3 separate regions of the Homo sapiens genome follow, and all the other regions are linked to region 3. The links are chromatin loops, found by intact Hi-C in ENCODE. Cell type or tissue: gastrocnemius medialis. All regions are shown on one strand.

Region 1 (2,500 bases), 120 kb after region 3:
CCATTCAGGTAGGAAGTTAAAAGTTTTTCTCAGAAGGAACTAAACAGCCCAAGAGAAAATGCCCTATGATAGTGACATTTATGAGTACCTCTGGATACCTACCTAATAACCCTACAATGAAGTCCACTGGGTTATAAGGCCTGTCCTATTACATAGAAAAGCCAACTCATATTTATTGCCTCCCTATTAAATATAAATCTGCATATAAGAATCACAAGATATGTGAAGAAAGCTTGCATCATAAATAGCACAGATTAAACTAAACGCAGTAACAAACAAAAAGGATTTGGGAATAAACAATGCAAGAAACAGAATAGTCTTTAAAAAACCACACTGTGATTTTATTAGATGGAGACTGACAAATTGTGTACTTGACATAAGAACAGGGTATTATTACAAACAGGCATTGGAGGAAGAATTCTTGGAATTTAAAAATGTAAATGAAACATAAACTGTATTAGAAGGTTTGAAAACAAAGGTAGGGAAAAGAAACTACCAAGAAGTAGGACAAAAGGCAGACAATAGGAAAGAAAAGTTAAGAAAATTGGGGGGGAAATTGAGAAACTCTAACATCCAAACAGAAATTCCAGAAAAACAAAACAAGAAAAAAGAAGGGAGGGGCTGATCAAGTAAATAATATATGAAAATTTTCCAAAAATGAAAGACAATGGCCGGGCATGGTGGCCCATGAGTGTAATCCTAGCACTCTGGGAGACCAAGGCAGGAGGATCACTTGAGCCCAGGAGTTCGAGACCCTTGGCAACATAGTGAGACCCTGTCTCTACAAAAAAATTATAAAATTAGGTGTGGTGGTGCGTGTTTGTAGTTCCAGTTACATGGGAGGCTAAGGAGAGAGGATTGCTTGAGACTGGGAGGTCAAGGCTATAGTGACCATCTCGTACCACGGCACTGCAACCTGGTGACAGGGCAAGACCCTGCCTCAAAAAGAAGAAGAAGAAAAAAAAAGACAAGTTTCCAGATTGAAAGGCACTAACAAGTGCAGGCTTGACCAGCAGCTTGATTCCATTCAGACTAATTGTAAAAACAGGCACTTACTCTAGGCATCAACATGAGTGACCCAGCCCTTCCAAATGGCAGTTCATAGCTTATGTCTCCATGGAGGGGTGTCTCTGTAATCTACTATTACTACCCAAGTGAAGTAACTGGCAAGAGCCCAACACTCAGGAAAAAGATATCATAACTTAATCCTTAGGAATACTGTCTAAGGTAGGAGTTAGAAAACTTGTTTTCTGAAAAGAGCAGATAGTAAATAGTTTTGGCTTTGCAAGCCCCATACAGTCTCAAGTGTGTATTCTTTTTCCCCCAATGCTTTAAAAAATGTAAAAATCCTCCCAAGCTAAGAGCAATAGAAAAACAGATTGTAGCCAAATTTGGCACACAGACTGAAGTCTCTCAACCCCTGGTCCAAGAAAATGGCTTTTAATTCAGCCCATTGTGCTGGATCAGCCCTTACCAGTTAATCTTTTAGACTGTCCTTGGAGCTGGAGGGTGGCTGCCACCCAGTGGACACCATTAGCTTTTCACTTAAGCTATCAGAGAACCAGACCCAACCGTTTATTTAATAGAGTAAACTTTGTACATGAAATCAGCCCAAGGGCTTTACCCACAAGGTCAATTTAACATCATATCCCTTGGTAAACTTTCCTCAAATCTAGCAGTTGAATTCAGATACAGATCCTATACTAAAACACGGACCAAGGTGTCTCACAGGCACATGTCAAGGGCTATAGTAATTTAGTTCTTCTTATTACAGAGGAAATAAAGATATTTGAGTCTGCCAGTAAACATGTCTTATGCCATATTAATGAACTGTACTAAGAGAAAACATGTTTCCAGAAATTATGAAATGGTACATTCATAAATTTGACAATCTACAGAGTGTTGGTATGTGACAGCTTACAATGGCCACAAAATGCCTGTAATATCTCCAGGCTGAAAATCTGGGGAGCAGAGAGTACTGGGAGTGGAAAAGGACGATAAGGACATGAGGAGCACTGTGTAGACTTTTTCTCTCCTTTGGCTGCTCGCTCCAGGGTTGGTGTCCAAACCCTGCAGTTGTTTCCTCCCTCATGTAGCTTCTGATATTTGGAAAGCAACCTCGCTCAAGGAGGTGAAATATTACGGTAGCTCTTCCCCTTCATCTTCAGCCCTTTTGGCAAGCCCTGGGTTCAGCTTTCCCTTCCCACATGGGACCAAGGATGGTGATCTGGTAACCCGTATCCAATAAAGCCATGAAAGTTCAGGTCCCTCCTCTTCTTTAAAATTTCTCCAGGGCACTTAGTTTTCTCCTTGAGGCAGCTGATGTCAGGGTAAAGGGGGGATGGCAGGATGAGAGGACACAAACTGAGAAAGTGGCACATACACCAATAAGCATGACTTTGCTTTTTTTTTTTTTTTTTTTTTGAAACAGAGTCTCACTCCAACACACAGGCTGGAGCACAGTGGCACAATCTCAGCTTATTGCAACCTCCATCTCCTG
Region 2 (2,500 bases), 340 kb after region 3:
GGTGCTGGCTGACTGAGAGGGCAGGAAAACCCTTAGAGGACTACCTGGAATTGGAAAGTGAGTCTGGTCAGCATATGAAAATATAGAAAAGGGGAACATTCTGGGAGCACCCTTCCCTCTGGTGATACCAGTGGATGCTATGATTTCCGTGCCTTAGGTCCAGAGCAGTGGGGCAGACAACAACATAGTATAGCCTGTGACTTTCAGGAAGTCAGGAGATTAGGAAACCGCAGGTTGGGCTGCAGAGAAGAAACATGGTGCTTTACATGGAGCAGAGGATTTGCCAGCTACCTCTGAGATTCCACTCGTGCAGTCAAGACAAGTCCTGAGATGAGACTGCTTCAAAATCACATTTCAGCTGGGAATGCAAAAATGACTGTGGGTACATAGAAGGGCTTGTGCTGACCGACATCTCCCAGGAATTATCTGCATGTTGTCTACTTATTTAATGCATTATATAAATGTTATAGAGTGTTGTATTTCATTAATACTGTCTTGTTGTAGAATACTTGTCCTGTATTCCAGATGTTCCCAGGGATAGTGGGAGAAGGGTTTATATGAACCAGCAATATTCCATGCATTTAGTTACTCCTGGGAAATTAATATAGCAATAGCAGTGACTAAGGAATTAAGAGAAGGAAGGTGGTAGATTAGCAGACACAAAGGTACTAAGATGGAAATGAGTTTATCTGCAGGGAAGAATACAAACCCCTGCCTTGTCAAAGTGGAGAATCTGGGAACAATTGAAAGTAAGCTTGGACAGGTAATTTGAGACTGCATTATTGGGCCTGGTGTGCCACACTGCAGAGGACTGCCTTGATGATGGCATTTGGACATCATTAAAGGTTTTTAGTGTGATGCTAGGAGGGTTATTCCAGCAATACACAAGATGGCTAGGAGTGGGAAGAGCCTGGGGACAGGGAGAAAAGACCTACAGATACTGGATTAATTTTCATATGAGGTAATAAAGGGCTGACTTCGTGTGGAAATGGAAATGAAGGACAGATATGAAAGATACTAAGATGAGTCAATGAGAAAGTCAGTTGTTTATTGAACATGTTGTCCCCACTGGGTTTTCCTGTTATTCTTTTAACCTCACATTCTTGCTGCTTGTTTTCTCAATGTGGTCCCCTGTTGTCTTAATAGAGCAGTGGAGCTCTGCTCATTAAAATTATGCAGCACAAGTATCACTCATTTTAAGTAACTGATTTTATAGCACTTCAAACCTGCCAAGTTGATAAATTAGGCACTGTACTATTTTACACAATCTGGAGTCTCAGATTTAGGGAATTTTGAAAATTGGCAAATCCTGTGGCAAATGGCAGCACCTGCTGGCAAATATGATATTACAGGCTAACTCAAGTAGACAGTGCAATGGCCCAGAAGAAGATGAACAAAGAGAACAAAGCTGGCAGGAGCTGGAAGGCTTGAGGAGGGGAATCCATAGGCTTGGAAGAAATTAATATATTCTGGGAAAAGCAGTGATGGCAAAATAATTTGGGAAAATCAATTCAGAGAAATTTTTAAAAACTAATATGTGCCTATCACTATGCTAGGTGCTCTGAACAATATAAATGTGTTATCAGACAAGGTTCCTGACCTCATAGGCAATCATACGTTTAGAATGATACATTCTACAAATTGAAATGTTGCAAAAAGTTCTTTTAGGATAACATTACAAACCAGCATTTCAAAAGTCTGACTTCCCTCCCCAAACCTTCTGCAAAAATAATTTTGTATTTAATGCATTTGAGAATTATTTTCTTCAGAATTGTTTTCCCTGTGAAAATAATTTTTAATATGCTGAAACTTGGTGTATGTGAAGCAGAGGGTAGGAGAGCATGGAATTCACTTTTTAGCCCTTACTAAAATTCATTCATTCTGTAAAGTTAGGTTTTCCAGACTATCTGGTTCAAGGAAGATGACAAAAGTCTTTGTAAGGTCTGGTCATAGATTTTCAGGGAGACTGATGTGCAAGAAACCTCCATAGCTTCTTGATCATTTATATTTCACCTTTTTCCCCAGAAAGAATTTAAGACAACTTTAAGGCAGACATGGACAGCAAACGGTAATAACTAACCATGTGCAAAACTTTATAGTGGCTACAGGAAGGGATAAAATGAGACAGGAGATGTAGTAACTACCCTTAAAGAATCTGATTGGGAAGACGGGAGTAGATATAAAAAGTTAATGAATAATACAAGATTATCTATAAAGAACACAGTTTCTGGAGCTGAGTGACTGGGTCAAAATCCTGGCTTTGCAGTTCTCCAGCTGGGTAACCTTGGGAAAGTTACATAAACTTTCAATCCTTATTTGTAAAAGGGGGATAATAATAGTATCTGCCTCACAGGGTTGCTGTGAGTTTTAAATAGGTTAATATATGAAAGTAGTATACAGAGCATAGAGTATAGTAAGCACTATAGATATTAGCTGCTATTATTATGAAAACTGGTAAATGAGTGGCACATTCAGCAATTTCTGCAGGAGTCAGCTGTAA
Region 3 (2,500 bases):
AATCTTAAAGGAAAAAATTTCATGTGTTCATTTACAAAAATATGAAATATCTTCCTTTTAACCTGCTGAACAAATTGCTTATTTAATTTATGTAATCATTTAAGGCACATTTTAACAAAATCCTCAGCTATGTCCATACATAAATGCATTAATGTACATTCAACATTACCAGAGTCCTGACCCCTTAAAAGTTTTATCTTAAAGAAAAAATAATAAAACAATTTTTAACATTAACTCTGGGGCAGTTTTGTTTTTTTTTTTTACAATGTACTATAAATGACTGTCTCAAATCTATTAACCCGTCCTGAGAAGGAGCTCTGCCTATCTTGTTCATTATAATATCTGCAATCCCAGGCCAAGAGTCAGTACTCGTTTAATTTCTGTGGAGTGAATAAATTAATGAATTAACATCTAATTTATAGTCAACTTCTTATGATGTTCTTGTTAAATCTTCCACAAACTTTATCTCATGTCAAAGATACAAATAAGAACAAAAATACCTGATGTTTATTTTATAATTACTTTTTTCACAGTTTAGAAGTTACTTAGTGAAATACTGAAATAAATGGCCTGACAATTGTATCAACAATACCATTTAAAAATCAATTAGGGGTCCTGATTCCAGTAAGATGAAATAAGACCAGACTCTCTTTATCTCATGCTAATTCAACTAAAAAACCTGGCTAGAGACTTATCTGAAAACTCTGAAAAGTTAACACTAGTAGACAGATGAGGGAAGAATACCAATGTTGAGTTTAACATTTATTTTCCTCCACTACCTCTGAAGCCAGAAACCCAGAACTGAGCACTATGTGGTGTGAGTGAGGTCCAGGAGAAATTTTCTGAACACTTACAGTGCAGACAGAGAAAGAGTAGGAGAAATCTCCAGGTTATTTTGTTTCCCCCTCTCCTCTTCCTCATTTTTCTATGCCCCAAACCCTGAACAGTCCCATGGCAGCTAAAATAAAAGAAGACAGAAATGAGAGACTGCAGGAGTCAAAACTCTGAGGGAGGTCGACCTACCTTTCAGAGAAGCAGCAATGCCAAAAGGGCAGCACCAAACCCTGTAGAATTTTTTCCCTATGTCCCTGTCTTCCCACCATGTAGCCTTGGTGGCATCTTATCACCAGTGCTAAATGGTGTGAGGATGTCGTAAAACTGCAGAAAGAAACAATTTCTTTTTTGAAGAACAACAATAACAAAAAAAACAGCCCCAAGGGAAGTAGAAAGTACTTAGGGAAGGGAGACCAGGAAAGCAACTACATAAAGTTGTTTTGAACTTTTACTCACCCTGGATCTGCCCATTTATGGATTTGATACTAATTAGCATATCAAATATTTAAAGGCCTTAGCTAAGAACAGATCTACAAGCTGGTCCCAGAGTGACCACTAGAGGGTACACATTCATGACAGATCCAAATTGCACACCAAAGTCTTGTAAAATAGAGCCAAGGTTAGAACCACACAATCCACAGAAGGCCAAAACAAAAATATCAATATTTTCCACAGGATCTAAATAAGACTCAGAGTCTTATAAAGTAATACAGGATACAAATTCACATGGGATAAGACAATTGATTGAGCCTAATACTGAAATGATGCAGATGTTGGAAAACAGTTTGGCGGGTTTTTATAATGTTAAGTATACATTTATCATATGAGCCAGCAATTGTACATCTGGGTATTTATAGAGAAATGAAAACTTATGTTCATACCAAAACTTATATACAAATATTAACAGTAGATTTATTTGTGACAGCCAAAAGCTGGAAGCAACCCAAATGTCTTTCAATGGGTTAGTAGATAAACAAACTATGGTATATATGTACAATGGAATACTATCTACCATAAAAATGAATAAATTATTGACATACACAACTTGGATATATCTCAGAGACTCTACTCTGAGAGAAGCTGGTCATACTTTCTGATTCTATTTATTTGACATTCTTAAAAACACAAACTATAGTGATGTAAAACAGATCTGTGATAGGCAGGGTAGAGTGATGATGTGACTATTAAGAAAGATCACAAAGGGTTTTTTACTGTATTATTATTATTTTTAAAAATTAAATTTTAAAAAAATAAAAATTCAATTAGGGCATCATGAACACTCATTATACATAAGTAAACTGTCAAGGAATTCAAGTTACTTTAATTAATATAATCAACTATATAATAAAAGTCTTAGTGGACTATTTCTAAATTATCTAAATTTACATTTTTTTCATAATTGGCAACACTTTCCACAGTTGCTAACATATGAATTATTCTACATCAAATTTCTGACAATATATAACAAAATGGTGAAGACATATCACTATCAAATTATCATTTATAATCCCTCACAGAATACTGAATCAAAAAATCTATAAATAATATTTTGAGATAATTGGAGAAATCTAAAAATAGGTTTGTATGTTATATTTTATGATATTATTGTCTCAATGTTAACATTTCCAGCATATGATAAGAGTACGGTGAACAATGTCCTTAATTT

The links. A loop is a pair of places that touch in the nucleus more often than their neighbours do. Peaks named below come from ENCODE experiments on the same cell type or tissue, not always from the same donor. Only the 100,000 strongest peaks of a DNase experiment are listed, where the experiment ranks them.
Region 1: a loop joins it to region 3, with 9 times the contacts of the local background. A loop is called at or near these places in 21 of 110 quality-filtered maps.
Region 2: it touches region 3 in a loop (12-fold over the local background); 5 of 110 quality-filtered maps call a loop at or near these places.

What each region holds. Positions count from the first base shown.
Region 1 is chr14:66,623,542-66,626,041 of GRCh38, reverse strand. All of the region lies in intron 1 of GPHN (gephyrin), which reads right to left. Among named protein-coding and RNA genes, the nearest start is that of GPHN, 120 kb to the right of the region's middle. In gastrocnemius medialis, a CTCF peak has its summit at 1,535 (motif pointing left); a DNase peak (open chromatin) is centred at 1,501.
Region 2 is chr14:66,400,473-66,402,972 of GRCh38, reverse strand. No RefSeq gene overlaps it. Among named protein-coding and RNA genes, the nearest start is that of CCDC196, 85 kb to the left of the region's middle. In gastrocnemius medialis, a CTCF peak has its summit at 1,330 (motif pointing left); no DNase peak of the experiment used is centred here.
Region 3 is chr14:66,745,374-66,747,873 of GRCh38, reverse strand. The region is part of intron 2 of GPHN (gephyrin); the gene reads right to left. LOC124903332 (a long non-coding RNA gene) reads right to left here. Exons shown (of 2, transcript XR_007064219.1): 2 at 1-2,500. Among named protein-coding and RNA genes, the nearest start is that of GPHN, 240 kb to the right of the region's middle. In gastrocnemius medialis, a CTCF peak has its summit at 1,386 (motif pointing right); no DNase peak of the experiment used is centred here; H3K27ac peaks cover 223 bases.